Linked DNA regions of Homo sapiens: region 2 is linked to region 1. A link is an interaction called in ENCODE POLR2A ChIA-PET data of the cell type or tissue named here. Cell type or tissue: K562. All regions are shown on one strand. Each heading gives the region's core, and the rest is flanking DNA. Links, peaks and the distances in the headings are about the cores only. Region 1 overlaps OSBPL6 (oxysterol binding protein like 6). Region 2 has its middle 20 kb from the start of OSBPL6.

Evidence for each region. ChIA-PET counts read pairs that join two places held together with the same protein. Peaks named below come from ENCODE experiments on the same cell type or tissue, not always from the same donor. Only the 100,000 strongest peaks of a DNase experiment are listed, where the experiment ranks them.
Region 2: POLR2A ChIA-PET joins it to region 1 with 6 read pairs; 2 of 35 experiments call an interaction of 5 or more read pairs at or near these places.

Annotation. Positions count from the first base shown.
Region 1 is chr2:178,264,593-178,274,900 of GRCh38, reverse strand. The region is part of intron 1 of OSBPL6 (oxysterol binding protein like 6); the gene reads right to left. Among named protein-coding and RNA genes, the nearest start is that of OSBPL6, 75 kb to the right of the region's middle. In K562, for the core only: no CTCF peak of the experiment used is centred there; a DNase peak (open chromatin) is centred at 4,910.
Region 2 is chr2:178,171,051-178,178,281 of GRCh38, reverse strand. No RefSeq gene overlaps it. Among named protein-coding and RNA genes, the nearest start is that of OSBPL6, 20 kb to the left of the region's middle. In K562, for the core only: no CTCF peak of the experiment used is centred there; no DNase peak of the experiment used is centred there; H3K27me3 peaks cover 730 bases.

The DNA of each region.
Region 1 (10,308 bases), core at 3,883-6,382:
AAATCATGGTCCTAGAGGACAATTTTTAAACTGCTCAGCAGGGTACAATCTGAAGTTTAAGTTGCATCCTAGTCACACTCCTATATCTGAAACATACTGTTGAGTGGACAACAAAAGAGATGTAAATATATTTTTGGTGTCTGGATATTGTAATATTGGTTTGAAATTTCTTAAATTCAAAGTTTCACCTTATAGAGAATACATAGTTATAAATATGTAGACATACATTGTGTTTACTTAATTAAATCTAGGGACACCCTTACTGGTGTCCCTGGATTTGAATGAGATCAATGGTAAAGACCGGAGGCCTAACAGCCTAGGTTCAAACCCTGGCTCAGTCAATTGCCAGTAATGTGACCTTGGGCAAGTTACATAGCTTCTGTTCCATGATCTGTGAAGATGGAGAGAGTAACAGTACCTGCCTTTTGGGATTATTCTGAGGATTAAATTAGTTTATTATGTACAGTTTATTTATTAGTTTATTTATATATAGCACTTAAGACTACATAAGTGCTTGCTATTATCATAATTATTTATTGAAAGCCAAGACTCAAGTTTGCAAGAGATAATCACAGAGCAAAAAAAAAAAAAAATTGACCTCGCCCACATAAGCCTCAAGCTTTAATCAACTGAGTTAGTTAGCCAGAGAATACTAACAAAGATGGCCCTCTTCACTAATGTTTTTATCAACTGAAAAGTGTTGCAAGCCTATCTGATAAAATTCTTTTACTAGCTTGCAATAACTAAAAGCATCAGCTCAGAATATTTCCAAGGCACACTATAGGTACACTAAAATAATTACTTTGAATAGAAAAAAGCCAGAGCTGCTCTTTCCTGGGCAGCAAATCAATGGGCATCTCATTGCTTACCACGTGCCCAATGTAAAGGGAAAATGCTAAGTAGGAAATTGGGAAGAAAGATAAAGGAGCTCAATGACTCAGCTTTCAAACAAGCTGGTGTCTTGTTTGCCAGAGATATGGGCTATTAGGCATTATCAACACCCACCTGGCCAAGAAAAAAGCTGTGAAATGTAGATCCCAATATCAGCAAATCTATGGACAAATCAAAATAAGTGTATGCTGTATGCCTTAGCTGACTTTCTCTGAGTGATATGGTTATGCGATGTATTTGCAACTGCCTCTGTTTAAAATTGTCAGCCAAAAAATGCTATTTTCACTCATATTATAAATACTGCAGTTGTATAAACAGTAGTATTTGTTCCCCAACAAACTGCCAAAAGGATCACTTTACTGTTTATTAATGGCATAATAATCAGACCTTAGGTTAAAATACTTTTAATTTACTTGTTTACTTTTTTTTTGAGACGGGGTATCACTTTGTCACCCAGGCTGGAGTGCAGTGGCCCAATCTGAGCTCACTGCAGCCTCCACCTCCCAGGCTCAAGCAATCCTCCCACCTCAGCCTCCCGAGTAGCTGGGAATACAGGCATGCACCACCATGCCTGGCTATTTTTTGTAGAGATGGGGTTTCACCATGCTGTCCAGGCTGGTCTCAAACTGTGAAGCTCAAGTGATTCACCTGCCTTGGCCTCCCAAAGTGTTGGGACTACAGGAATGTGCCACAGCCCGGCCATATTAAAATACTTAAGTTAATACTGAAATTAGAGAAAGACAGAATAAAGCCGAAATTCCTTAGCCTACTATTAGAGATCCTTCATGATCTTACCTCAACTAACTTTCCACCTTCCTCTTCCAGGATATACTTCTTGAAATCTTCAAGCAAATGAAACGTCTTGCAATTCCCCCAATCATACTCACTCTTTACCCACTCTGTGCATTTCCTCTACCTAGAACAGTCTCCCCATTACATCTCCAAAGTCTAAATCCCATCCTTTTCAGGCCCTGTCTGGATGACAAGAAGCCATTCTCTGTGGCTCAGTGGAATTATCCAGGATCTTAACTTTCATAACTTTCACTCAGCACCTATGGGAATTTCCTCAGCCCATCTTGATCAAAGTTACTAACACATGCCTTTTATTTTCAAGACTGGATGCTCTCTGAGGGCAATGTCTACAACTGCTCCATCTTTGTAAGCCCACCTGCACCATTTGCACTTATGCCCATGGCAGGTGCTCATGCTTTTTGCTACAGTATGCAAGAAGGATGCTAAAGTGTGCTAAAGCTCAAGTGACTGATCATTTAAACCAAATGGACAAGTACCTGCACTCAGACAAGTTTTGCTGAAGAAAGACTTCAGTTAAAAAGATATGCAATGAGACTTGTTTCCTTGTGAAGCAAACTGAGAGAGGAGAATTGTAATGCTACTCCCAGGGCATTTACCGACTAGTGATCTGCCAACAGCTACTAACGGTGGTGCATTAAAAGCTTCCTTCCCATTGAGGTAACTGATAATATACTTCCAAATTAGATAAATCATAAGATAGCTGATCCTGTCTTTCCCCTGCTGCAAACTTAAAATACTGTTTGCCTCTGGGGCCTTGGATCAAGAGCTTTCAAGATCTGCGTATACAGTGATCATTTCAATCATCATCTCTAATATGCCTTTAACACTAAATATCCAAGTACCAAAATGCAAAAATTACATAGTCTGATACATAACAGAACCCCCAAGTGCCAAGACAGGGAAAGATTAACAAAAGTATATCCAAACATCAGCAGTCTGATACTACTTGGGCAGAAGTTGACAAGTCCTAACATGGCACTTGGCAGTAACTGAAATGCTTTTTGGATCGCCAAGTGGAGGCTGACTTCACTCTTACATGAAGCTCCAGGGCTGTGCTGAACAGTAAGTTCTTGCCAGACCACTGGACAGCTGCCCACTGTCTGCAGTCCTGTGTTCACAGATGAGATTTCTCTGGCTATTCAGTTCAAAACCTGTTACGTAAATGAGTTTTGATATTCACTCTTGGACAAAAGTAATTTCCCTAAGCCTCAAATCCTGAAAGAACAATCTAAGTCCTAAACCAGATGAAAGAACAGACTTTTACAGAACTGTCTTGACTAAGTTGTGCTAATGGGAAATTTTCTGTTGGGTCCTCTATCTGGTAGGGCTTTCATATCAATGACATCTGGAACATTCAGTCTAGAATATCACATTTCTAGTATCTATTGGATTACTGGAATGGCAACTGAATCCTTGGGCAGGGAGCAGGAGATTCTAAGTGTTTTAATTGAGTCAGTCTTTAAAATAACTATTATGTATATTCTTTAAAGTATAAACATGTTTGTCACATGCAAATCGAGGTCAAAATAATGTTTAAAAATTATTAATAAATTAGGTGAACACTGTTAGTAGCACTGCCATAAATTATACAGTTTTTGAAATGATAAAATAGAGCCTCAATAAGTCTAAGGTTTGCATAATCTGTAACATTTTTCATATATAGCTTTACTGAATAACCCTGGCTGAATTTCTCTTTTTTGTTTTGTTTTGTTTTTAAGCAAAAACAAAACATTGTTAAGCAGCCGAATTTCTCTTTGAGTCAGTTCTTCAGTCTCCCAGTCTGCTTTGAGGGAATTATTTCAAGCTGCCCCATTTCTTAGGCCTCTTGCTGTATCTCTCTTCATCTAGATTTCCATTTGGTTTCCACAGTGACTTGTTTGCTCATTAGAGCACAACAAAATTTAACAACTAAATCAGGCATATTAGCATTCTTATGACTAAAGCTTCCTGTATTTAAATAGATGGTATTGTCAGTAAAATTGAAATAAATTTTAAAATGCCGAGACAGTGAACAATGCCATCCATTACAATTCAAAGCTGTTCTTCTGGAAATATAATTTGATGTCATAGGCTGATTTAAAAAAAACTGGATAGGGCAAACAAGGTAGACTATGATTTCCTTGAAATTGAGAGCTTCCTTTGGGCACAAGTGGAAGTCTGTGGTACTGTGTAAAGATAACATGGTTTCGGAGTTAAACAGGCTTAATTCCAATCCCAGTGTTGATGTTTTCTAAATTTGAAGCCCTGGGCAGGTTACTCAGCCTATCTGACCCTCTATTTCCTCATCTGCAAAATGGGGATTTGGCCTGATAAAACCTAGTTCAAGTTACTTTTGAGATTACAGGTAAGGTGTTCAGGGCCTAGTACTGTAAACTTTCTAACATAGATCAACTAATATTAGGTTAACATTTTTCTTTTTCAAAACCAAGACCAATGGATTATTCTAACACCTCTATATACATCATACTTTCTTCACACTAAAAAATTGCCATCTCTGGGAGAAATTACATCCCCAAAAGATTAAAAACATTCATATCAAACATCCAACTTTTGTGAGGCTCATAGAAATAAAGACCATGAATTTAGAAGTTCAAAGCACCACAAAGAATAGGCAGCTGTCATGCGGTGAGTGGCTAAGAGCCCCGTGTCTGGAACCATGTCGGTTCACATTCCTACTCTTCCACCCTCTAACTGCGTGACGCTGGGAAAGGTATGCCTCCTCTCTGTTCCTTGGTTTCCCTATCTGTGAAATGTGGCTACTAAGAGAGTGTCCACCTCACAGAGTTGTAATGAGAATTAAACAACACTGCCTGGTATGTAGGAAGTGCTCAATGTTACCTTTTATTATTATTAAAGCAGCTTTGCCCAAAAGTCACATTGCACATATTTCCAGATTCAAATCATTCATAGTCATGCTTTATGATTCTCCCTGTTCATCTCTCTCCACACAAAAAGAAAATAAGAGGTCATCTTTGATAAGGGAGCCAAATTGAAGAATTTCTTGGAAAGCATTAACTGCCTGATTGCTGTTCTCCATGGTGCAGACCTGTCCTGAGCCTACCCCCAACCCTGCTGCAGGGGTCCTATCACAGGCTCCCTCTTTACTACCAGGCAGTCCGCAAGTCTGGCCTACTCAGGGAGCAAAGAGAGGCTGTGGCCACTAACCCATACCTGAACAAGCCAGTGTGTTATCGTCCGCCCTGCCTGACATTCTGCAGCAGTAGTAAAGCAAGAGTTATCGGCACAGAGCAGACTCTCAATTAAGTTGGGATGAATGACATGAACCTGGCAAGTGATAAAGCTGGAAGCTTTGATCTCCATAAAGGTCAGAATTCAGTAACTGGCTGCCACTATGCTTTTCCTATTATTTGCCTTCCTAAGTGATGGCCCTACCTCAGGATCCACTTGAATACTGACCGAATGCCTATATTGTGCCTGGCCCTGAGCATGTGGCAGTAGGAAATCAGGTACTATTCCTGCTCTCTGGAGCCTACTCTGTAATATAACAAGGCCCTGAAAGGGAGAGGCAGGGTTTGGAGTCTGGAAATATGAGTAATGCTAACACTGGGAAAAATTCATTCCCTCCCTCCCTTGGGTTGCAATGACCAGAGTCTTTATACATTTTAAATGAACTCTACTGACATCTACAAAACAGTTAAGGATCCATATTTAAATTCTCTTACATTGCTGTTGGGAAAATGAATTGGTATGACCACTTTAGAAAAATGTTTGGCAACATCTTCTAAAGGTACCAATACTCTATGACCCAGCAATTCCATGTTATATACCCAAGAGAAGTGAGTATTTATGCCCATTAAAAGACAAATTGTTCATAGTAGCTTTATAAACATTAATAGTAGTCCCAAACTTAAACTAACCCAAATGTCCATTAACAACATAATATTGTGGGACCTTCCAGGTTGGCAAACACAATGAGGTCCTGGAAGAGTGACACACCCAAGGGGGGCACAGAAGCTCTACATGCCCTCCTGGCCCATCCCCTCATGTCCTGCCCTATACCTCTCTTCTGTCTGGCTGTTCCTCAACTGTATCCTTTATAATAAACTGGTAAATGGTATTAAAGAAGAGTTAAATGAGCAGAGAGCTATACCCTGGCCTGCCAATACTGACACACAGGAGAACAAGAGCTATGCAAAGCAATATGGACCAATCCAAAAAGCATACCCTCAGCACAAACACAAAGTTGCAGATTGAAGCTCAGTGCACATACAATCATGCAGGAAGCACTGGAGGCCATCTTAGGACAATGGGGCAAAAAGTCCAAAGATGGATGCCAACATGCTCAGGAAGGAGGAAAAAATGGGCAGGCGTGTCACTTGCTGCCATCTCTGAGCTCTACCAACCCAGATGTGAACCTGCCTCAATGCTCTGGCTATAAGGAGGAATAAATGTCTCTATTTTCTGGGAAAAAAAAAAAGACAGAGAGACAAAATATAGAATATTGTGGAATAGTCATATGATGAAATAATAAACAGAATAAAAAAAGAATGATTCATGCAACAGCATGCAACAACATGGATGAATTTCAACATAAGAGAGGACCATTGTATAATTCCATTTATATGAAGTTCAAAGACAGGCTGCACTAATGTGTGGTGACAGCAATCAGAATGGCATTCCAAGGGGAGTATGGACTGAAGAAGTCATGACAGAACCATCCAACATGCTAGAAATGCTCTATATCTTCATCTGGAGGTAGTTTTGTGTATCCATATAGATATAAAAAATAATCACAGTTACATTTAAGATGTGTGTACTTTACTATAATTACACCTTTTAGAAAATTTAAATAAGGGCCAGGTGCAGTGGTTCACGCCTATAATCCTAGCACTTTGGGAGGCTGAGGCGGATGGATCACCTGAGGTCAGGAGTTCGAGATCAGCCTGGCCAACATGGAGAAATCCCGTTTCTACTAAAAATACAAAAATTAGCTGGGCATGGTGGCAGGTGCCTGTAATCCCAGCTACTTGGGAGACTGAGGCAGAAGAAACGCTTGAACCTGGGAGGCAGAGTTGCAGTGAGCCAAGATCACATCATTGCACTCTAGCCTGGGCAACAAGAGTGAAACTCCATCTCAAAAAAAAAAAAAAGAAAATTTAAATAATCTAAAAGCACCATATTTACTTTAAAACCTTTAGTGTTCTCCAGCCTTGAATCAGTCATTCACTCAGTAATTCATTCATGCCAATATTTACTCAACACCTACCACTATGGTAAGCACTGCAAGCCCACCACGCATGGTCTTCATCATTAGGAAGTATGGATATTAGCAGAGAAAATCACTCCACTGATAGCGTCATTCATTTGGCAATAAATCACAAACTACTTTCTGACACCTCATCTTTTTTTTTTTTTTTTGCAATTACTTGACATTTTATATGTTGCTTATAGTTACAGCTGGTCTCAATTTAAAATGTAAATTCCTTGGTTGTTCCAAACTTTTCTATGCTGTTAAATGCCTAGTGCAGTATCTTATACACAGCAGGCAGGTGACAATTTCACATTTAACCTGTTACATCACAGTACTTTTCTTGGCCTCAAGTTTTCTGGCCAATGTTCTTTTTCTCTGGGTTTTCATTTTTCTCTGCCCCTGATGAAACCTGAAAATCACTTACTAGAATAATATATAGCTTATACTTACATATATCCTACAACGAGAGTATTAGATGTAGCTTTTGTTATTTTCAGTTTTCTTTTCATCCTATAATAGAGCTTAAGAGTATGGGAGAAGTGAAGTGGGGAAGGTAAAGACATAATAGATAGACTCATGTCATTGAAGAAAATGATAAACCTTGTTTTGTTTTTTTTTTTTTTTTTTTTTTGAGATGGAGTTTCACTCTGTCACCCAGGCTGGAGTGCAGTGGCAAGATCTCAGCTCACTGCAACCTCCGCCTCCTGGGTTGAAGCAATTCTCCTGCCTCAGCCTCCTGAGTAGCTGGGACTACACACACAAGCCACCATGCCCGGCTAATTTTTATATTTTTAGTAGAGACAGGGTTTCCCCATGTTGGCTAGGCTGGTCTCGAACTCCTGACCCCAGGTGACCCACCTGCCTTGGCCTCCCAAAGTGCTGGGATTACAGGCATGAGCTACCATGTCTGGCCTAAACCTTGTTTTGACAATTTGCAGTGCATTGGCAAAAACAAAAATAGCCATGTCTCTCTGGCTCTCCTCCCCATGCTGCTCAAGACCCCACTGACACCATCTGTATCAACATGTCCAGAAAACATCCTTGTGAATGACACAGAGAGTTCCAGTCTTATCTACCTCCTAGTATTTTTTTAAGTGCAACTTTTCTAAGGGTCACTAATGTGGAAAAGATTTAAAAGTACCAGGAAAAAGCTTGGACCCCACAATGGAATGTGGTTAACAATAGTAATAATTGCACTTACAAATGGGGGCAAGTTGAAAGAACTTTGAATTGCTTTAGTTTCATAATTTTCTTTTCTGTGGTCTTGTTGCACATAGTGATTCTTGAAGCCACCTGTTATCACTGGAGTGAAGAGACTGTGAGGGGCGGTGCTCTGAGGTCTCAACCTCGCTCCATGTGTTAAGGCTTTGTGTTCATGTTCCTGCTGACCTGCAGGATCCGAGCAACTGAGTACCATCTGCTCCCTCACAAGAGCCATGCCCACCTTACAGACGGAGCAAGCTGATCAACCACAAGCCCGGTGGCTTCTGTGGTAGAGCATGCTGACATAACAGAACTGGCTTCTGTTTGGTTCTTTCACTGTTCAAAGGCAGAATCCCAAATGCCACAGGATTTCACTTTCCATCCTCTTCTGAGACACCAGCTCACTGTAAATTATAAGGTATCATCCTGGGTGCAATCACTGTAAGTCATACTCTAAGTTGTAATAGGTCAATAAACAGCTGAACACTTAGTGTTATCCTACAAAAATCAGAAACACACATATATGGGGCTCCAATAGTTCACGGGGCTCACTGTGGTCTTCTTGCGATTGAGACCAGAATCCCCAGCATGCCCCGTGAATCTCAGTGTGATCTGCCCCTGCTTCCTTCCTTGCCTCATCCCACACCATGTTACTCATCCTCTTAATTCCTAAAGCAAATTCTGTTTCCTTGGCCCGAAAAACACTTCTTTCCCTTTCCTTAGCATCTAGTTAATCCCAATTCAGCCTAACCGTCAGTTCCCTGGGGAAGTATTCTCTGATCCTGCAGGCTGGGCCGGATCTCTCTGCTTTGCAGTCTCATAGCACCTGCATTTTTGTTTCAGCATTTATCACAGTTTGCAATTAGAGATTTCTGTGATTTTTTTCAGGCATATGTTTTACCCACTAGTCTGCAAGTTTCTCAAAGCTACATGATGCTCAATAAATATCTGTAGAACAAAGTGGGGAGGGAAACACAAAAGGAAGGAAAGAAGGTAGAGGAGGAAAGGGGAGCGAGAGAGAAAGAAAATAAAAAAGTTTACGAAGGTAGTGCCTGCTTCAGTCTTGTCAGATTTAGGCTAGTGACAGGGCCTAAATCCAACCCAGATTAGACTCCCCACCAAAAGGCTGCCATGCTTCCAAGAGCTGTGATAAATCTTCCCACTTAAAGCCACCACAAAAAAGAACCAGTAACCTCTAATACGCTGAGGGACAATTATTCAATACTGGAACTGAAACTTGGAAAACAGCATGAATAAATTAAAGCATCCAGCTGGCACGTTGGCCTGCACCTGTAATCCCAGCACTTTGGGAGGCTAAGGCAGGAGGATCACTTGAGCTCAGGAGTTTGAGACCAGACTGGGCAATATAGGGAGATCCTGTCTCTACAAAAAATAAAAATAAATTAGCCAGGCCTGGTAGCACACACCTGTGTTTCCAGCTACTTAGGAACTTAAGGTGGGAGGATCACTTGAGCCCAGAAGGTTGAGGCTACAGTGAGCCATGAGTGTACCACTGTACTCCAGCCTGGGTGACAGAGCAAGATGCTATCTTAAAAAAAAAAAAAAAAAAAAAAAAAAAAAAAAAAAAAAGTCTCGTCTGGGCCAGGGGAAGTGACTTATGCCTATAATCCTAGCACTTTGGGAGGCCAAGGCAGGAGGACTGCTTGAGACCAGGAGTTAAAGACCCGCCAGTACAACATAGCAACAGAGTAAGACCTCATCTCTAAAAAAAAAGTGAAAAAAAAAATCAGCCAGTACTAGCTACTCAGGAGGCTGAGGCAGGAGGACTGCTTGAGCCCAGGAGTTGGAGGCTGCAGAGGGCTATGATTACACCACACCATTGCACTCTAGCCTGGGCAAAAGAGCAAGACTCTGTCTCTAAAGAAAAAAAAAAAGTATCCTGGTATCCTATGCAAACTTTTTGGGTGGTATTCAGTCATTTTATAGAAACACACGTGAATTTTTAATAAGATAACAATTAGTACAAAATCCTAAAAAAGTAAAATATTTAAAAAGTCACTGTGCCACACTGACAATACTCTTGAGTTTTCACATTCCCTTTGAGGTCTATACAAATGATTCCCAATGTAAGGGCTAGGGACCCATTGGAGAATATGCAATTGTAAGGGGCCTGAAAATACACACACAGAGGAAGTATTGCCTGCAGACTGAATACATTAAAACCCAAT
Region 2 (7,231 bases), core at 3,968-6,467, 97 kb after region 1:
TGTGTCACTACACCCGGCTAATTTTTTTTGTATTTTTGGTAGAGATGGAGCTTTGCCACATTGCCCAGGCTGGTCTCAAACTTTTGGACTCAAGCAATCCGGCCGCCTCGGCCTCCCGAAGTGCTGGAATGACAGGTTTGAGCCACCGTGCCCAGCCTATCTTCCAGTTCTCTAGCCTCAATTAAAGGATTCTAGGTAGATTTCAGCAAAACTATTTTAGGCCTACAGTGAAGTGAAAATACAAAGCTCAGTTTACACCAGTCTAAGTCTAGGGAGATAATCAGAATTTGATTAAGACAAGAACAGAATAAATGTGCCCCTAACTGCCAGAAGGATGTCTCACCAACAAGGCCGACGTGGTAAAAAACTACTAATCTCATTCATCCCACCAGTTTCTCACTACACATTAGTGCTTTCTTGCTTTCCATGTCCCTTTTTGTCCATCTTATATTCCAGGGTCCACTGTTATAATAATTTCTCCCATAAAATTTCCTCAATTCCTGAACTGCTCTTTCTGATTGGCTATATTTGAACCCTGTAAGAACTCAAGTACCCTAGCTACTCTTGCTCTGCATGTGACCAGCTGAACATTGGTGGAGAAAATTACACATTGACTTCACTCTACCTTTAGAATCTTAGTTCTCAAAAGTACTCATTATACAACACAGCAATCATACGACTTTTCCTGTAGCTTTCTTTTTTGCTCCCAAAAATACCATCTCATATATTCTTCTCCATCCTCAAATCTGCTACTCCATACCACTTCAAACCTCTATCTGACAATCTTGCATCATTCTTGTTGGGAAGTTAGAAGTTCAAACAGGAAGTTATTGCTTTCCATTTCACCCATTTACAAACCTACCTGCATCTAATTCTATCTTCTCTTTCTTCCCTCCAATTACCACTGATGGATTCCCCCTCTTCTCAGAGGCCAATGGCATAGAAAACATGTGTCCTGGATACCAGTATTCTGGCTACCTCAAGGACTTTGCTTCTTGAGTCATCCCTTCCCTCTACTGTAGGATTAGCCACTTCCTCTTTCTGGGATCTTTCCAAGAGTATACAAGCATGCTCTAGGGCTAACCATTCTAAAAAGCCTCCCTGATCCTTTTCTCATCTCTCCAGCTGCTGCATGCTCCTCTGTTCCATTTCATAGCTAATTTTCTCTACCTTCTCCTTCCTATTCCCTCCACAGGCCATTTCTATCTATTTAATAGCTTCTGCCCTACTATCTGCCAGACTGCTCTCATTAAACACCACAGGTTGGTCTTAGTGACTTCCATGTGGCTAAATCCAATGTACGACTTTCTATCTACATCTTACTTGATCTTTTACCTGCATTTGACAAGTTTACTACTTCTTCCTTGAAACACTCATTCTTCTTTCTTGATTTCTGGGAGACACATTGTCATGATTTTTCTTCCTAACTCTGACATATCTCTTTCAATTTCTTCATGGTGCTCATTCTATTAACTTCTTTTTTGCTTGTTTGTTATTTTTTTGTCTATTAACTTCTAAATGTTGGTATTTCTGAGCTTTCATCCAGGGTCACAGATGGTTCTCTTCTCTATGTAATCCCTCCTTGCAAATCTCTTTTCTGATCTACAGACACTGTTTTCCAACTTCCTACCTAACATCTCCACTTAAATGTTTCACAGCATTTCAAACTTTACATGTTCAAGACTAAACTCATTTTATTCTTACCAAACCTCTAGAGTTTCTAATTTCAATAAATGATACCACATTCCACTTAATTGCTCAAGTCTAAAATTTCACTTCTCATATCTAATCAATCATTAAGTCCTGCTGTTTTTACCTTCCAAATATATCCAGTATAGTAATGCGGACTTTCCATTTCTCTTTTCTCTCACTGGAAATCTTATAAAAACAAAAGAAGGAGAGAAAGAAGAAAAGAAGGAAACGCACAAGAAATGTTTCCCGTTAAACTAAGGAAACAGCTAAAATCTTAAACCAGAAAACAAATTATGTGGTTCCCCCAAAGCAGGGAAGATCATGCAGGAATTCACATTAACAAAAGCAGAAAGAGTGTTTGCAGATGTAAATTTCATAAAAAGATAGCAAAGAACATTTCTTCAAGGTAAAAAGTATGTTTTTATTTCCAAAATCTCAATACCTTGTTTCTAACAGTAGGGACAAGGCATACATGCTGGCCACGAAAGCACGCCTGGACCTGGTTTGGTTCTGAGAAGTGGCAGAGGAAAACTTAAGTGAGAAAACATATAGACAAGCCATACTATAGGAAGCAGTCTGTCTCTATGGCAGAACCAGGGGAAAAACGCATTGTGAAAATTTTCTGCCTGTTTACTTTGGCTGAGGAGAACTGAAGGCTAAACAAAATTACATAAAATCAAGACTATAAAAAATGTTCCACTAATCAGTAAGTAACCCTGGTCCTTCTATTACATGAACCTTTTTTTTTTTTTTAGACGGAGTCTCGCTCTGTCGCCCTGGCTGGAGTCCAGTGGTGCAATCTCGGCTCACTGCAAGCTCTGCCTCCCAGGTTCACGCCATTCTCCTGCCTCAGCCTCCAAAGTAGCTGGGACTACAGGCACCTGCCACCACGCCCGGCTAATTGTTTTTTTGTATTTTTAGTAGAGACTGGGTTTCACCGTATTAGCCAGGATGGTCTCGATCTCTTGAGCTCGTGATCTGCCCGCCTCGACCTCCCAAAGTGCTGGGATTACAGGCGTGAGCCACTGTGCCCGGCCTACATGAACCTCTCGCATGTAGTGGCACAGGAGAAACTCAGCTGTTTCAGTGATGAGTAATCAAAAAGGAATATGCACAGTATTCACACAAAGATGCTACACAAAAAAAAAAGAAGAACAGGAAGAAACAAAGGGTTGATAAAACACACTTACAGAAAAAATGTTTTCATAAAGCAGCTTACAATTATGATCAAACATTTTACCACTGACCTTAAACATAGAATGAATGAATCTCCTCATTGAGGAAGAACCACAAAGCAAAAATATAAGAGCTTATGGAACAGATGTTAACACAACAGGAAGAAATGAAATGTAAGCTGATAGAGCATATGGAAGGGAAGAGAAAAAAAATGTAACCATTGCAGAAATAAAAGCCAAATGGGAAGGAATATGTAGGTAAATATGCCCCGTTGAAATCACAAAAAGGGATATATTAAGTAGAAATGAGGAAGTGAGCAAAATGAAATGGAAATGAAGAGATTTTTAAAAGGATTAGATAGCAATAATTGATATAAAAGGCAAGCAAAGGAGAATCAATTGCCTAATTGAAGGGTGGGGAAAACAATTAAACAAAAGTAAGGAAATAATACTTAAAGATATAGTTGTAGAAAAGTTTCCTAAGATAAAAGAATACTTAAAATCCTAAAATTGTATCTTTTCTTTTCTTTTCTTTTCTTTTTTTTTTTTTGAGTCAGGGTTTCACTCTGTCATCCAGGCTGAAGTGCAGTGGTACAATCACAGCTCATCACAGCCTTGACTTTCCTCGGCTCAGGTGATCCTCCCACCTCCTTCTCACAAGTAACTGGAACTACAGGCATGTGCCACCACACCCAGCTAATTTTTGTATTTTTAATAGAGATGGGGTTTTGCCATGTTGCCCAGGCTGGTATCAAACTCCTGGACTCAAGCGAACTGTCCACCTGGGCCTCCCAAAGTGCTGGGATTACAGGCGTGAGCCACCATGCCCAGCCAAAATCGTATCTTGAAGGGACCCAATTTATTCCAGGAGAAACTCTGTTGGAACAATGACTGAGCCATACCCTATTAAAATTGTGGAACTTTAATCAAGGTGACATCAACAAGAAAGCAGACTAGGAGGTCTTAATGCTTGTCCCTCCATAAAAACAACAATTAAACAATCACCTACTGACAAAAATAGCTCTGGGATTGCTCCAGATTACAAAGAAGAAGCTGCAGCAAACCAGTGGAGCACAAAACCAAGGATGCCCATATAAAAAGCATAGCAAACATTTTACTCACATTATCTTGTCCCCCAGTTCATCACAGCTCAGCACCAAGATGGACCCCCTTGGCTGTGACCTCCTCCCAGTGGGAAAAAACAGACTAGAGGGATTCTGGCAACCTTTGCCACCAAAGACTTCAGCAGTCCTTACCACCGCTGCAAACACCTGCAGCTTTTGCCACCAAGGACCACCCTTCTCCCCAGTTATCGCCAACACTGGTATCAGCTGATGGAGCTGATCTGAGTCCATGCCACTATGCTCTCCAAGAGGAGCAGCTACCACTGCAGCCCCCTTGTAGCTGGAGCTGGCATTCTCATACCTATCTGTAGATTAATGTCTTTTCCCATTGAAGCCAGTCCACAAAGTCTAGAAGAGGTGACTGCTCCCTCAAATATTCAGACATCCCTGCAAGGCTATAAGGAACACAAAAATTCAAGAAAACATGACATCATCAAAGGAACACAATAATTTTCTAGTAACTAACCTAAAATGAAGGAGATCTATGAATTTCCTGACAAAAAATTCAAAATAATTGTTTTAAAGAAGCTCAGTGAGCTATAAGAGAGTACGGATAGACAATTCAATGAAATGCAAAAAATAACACAAGAACAAAATGAGTTCAGCAAAGAGATAGAAATAATAAAGAAGAACCAAACAGAAATCCTGGAGCAGATCAATACAATAAATGGCATGAAAAATGCAATACAGAAATTAAACGGTAGACTCAATCAAGCAGAAAAAAGAACCTGTAGATCATTTAGGCCGGGTGTGGTGGCTCATGCCTGTAATCCCAGCACTTTGGAAGCCAAAGAGGGTGAATCACCTAAGGTCAAGAGTTCGAGACCAGCCTGCCCAACATGGTGAAAGCCTGTCTCTACTAAAAAATACAAAAATTAGCCAGGCGTGGTGGCATTCACCTGTAGTCTCAGCTACTCGGGAGGCTGAGGCAGGAGAATCGATTGAACCTGGAAGGCAGAGGTTGCAGTGAGCTGAGATTGCGCCGCTGCACTCCAGCCTCGGTGACAGAGCGAGATTCCATCTCAAAACAAAACAAAATGAAACAAAACAAAAAAACAAAAGAATATCGGCTGATTTCTCAGCAGAAACTTTGAAAGCCAGGAGAGAGGGAGATGATGTATTCGAAGTACTGAAAGAAAAAAACTGCCAATCAAGGATAAATTATCTTTTAAAAATAAAGAGGTAAAGCCTTTCTCAGACAAACAAAAATGAAGGTAGTTCGTCACCACTAGACCTTACAAGAAATGTTTAAGAGAGTTCTTAAAATTGACACAAAAACATGCTACACAGCAAAGTGAAAACATGAAAGCATAAGTCGCACAAGTAAAGGTAAATATATAGACAAATACAGAATGTAGCACTGTAATGGTGGTGTTTAAGTTACTTTTAACCCTAATAAAAGTTAAAAGATAAAAATTGTCAACGGTATACAATATAAAAAGAAGCAAGCTGGGTGTGGCGGCTCACACTTATAATCCCAGTGACTCAGGAGGCTGAGACAGGAGGGTCCCTTGAGGCTAGGAATTTGAGACCAGCCTGGGTAACATAGCAAGCCACCATCTCTAAAAAAAGAAAAAAATTAACTGGATGGAGAGTTGTGCCCACAGTCCCAGCTACTTGGGAGACTGAGATAGGAAGATTGCTTGAGCCCAGGAGTTTGAGGCTGTAGTGAGCTATGACTGTGCCACTGCACTCCAGCCTAGGTAACAGCAAGCCCCCATCTCTGAAACAATAAAAATAAATAAATTTATAAATTTATAAGAAAGCAAATTCTGACTACAAGAACATAAAGTGTTGTACGGGAAGTAAAAGTTTAGTTTTTGTATGCATTTGAAATAGTTATCAACTTAAAGTAGGTGGTTACAACTACAAGATATTTTATGCAAGCCTTGAACTAATTGCAAAGAGAAAAACCTACAATTGGTACCTGAAATATAAAAGAGAAATGAATCAAAGCAAATCACTGCAAAAAAAATAAATAACAAAAAAAAGCAAGAGAAAAAGAGAGAGGGAAAAAAAGACTTTAAAACAGACAGAAAACACTTAATAAAATGGCAATATTAAGTCCCTACCTATCAATAATCACTTTTTGAGATGGAGATTTGCCCTTGTCGCCCAGGCTGGAGTGCAATGGCACAATCTCAGCTCACTGCAACCTCCACCTGCCGGGTTCAAGCTATTCTCCTGCCTCACCCTCCCAAGTACCTGGGATTACAGGTGTGCACCACCACGCCTGGCTAATTTTTTTTGTTTTTAGTAGCAACAGGTTTCACCACGTTGGCCAGGCTGGTCTCGAACTCCTCACTTCAGGTGATCCACCTGCCTCAGCATCCTAAAGTTCTGGGATGACAAGCATGAGCCACCGCGCCTGGCCAATAATCACTTTAAATGTAAATGGATTAAAATCACCAATCAAAAGGCATAGAGTCGCTGAATGGATAAAACAACAGGATTCAGTGCTACCTTGTCTACAAAAGACTCATTTTAGATTTGAAGGCACACATAGTCTGAAAGTGATGGGATGAAAAAAGACATGTTACGCAAATGGTAACCAAAAGAGAAAAGGGGTAGCTATTCATATATCAAATAAAATAGACCTTAAGTCTAAAACTGTCTCTAGAGACAAAGAAGGTCATTTTATAATGTTAAATTATACATTTACATGTATAATTTATATGTATTATACTTTTACATGTATGATGGAAAATCAATAAACTGTTGACTTAAAGAACGTTCTAGACCAAATGCTCTTAACAGACAGAACTTTCCATCCAAAAGCAGATGAATACACATTCTTCTCAAGCGTGCATAGAACATTCTATAAGATATATCACATCTTAGGATTCAAAACAAGTCTTAATACATTTAAGAAAATCTAAATCATTCCAAGTATTTTTTCCAACCACATGGGATAAAACTAGAAGTGAATAACAGCAGGAAAACAAGACAATTCACAGATATATGGAAACTAACAACATGGTCTTGAAGAACTTTAAGTCAAAGAGGAAATTGAAAGGGAATTTAAAAGGTATCTCAAGACAAATGAAAATAAAACACAATATAAAACATCTTATGTGATGCAGCAAAAGCAGTACTAAGATGGAAGTTTATAATGATAAAGGCCTACATCAAAAAACAAGAAAAATTAACTAAGTCCAAAGTCAGGAGAAGGAAGGAAATAATAAAAATTAGGGCAGAAATAAATCAAATAGGAAATGAAAAAAAAAACAGGAAAAAGCA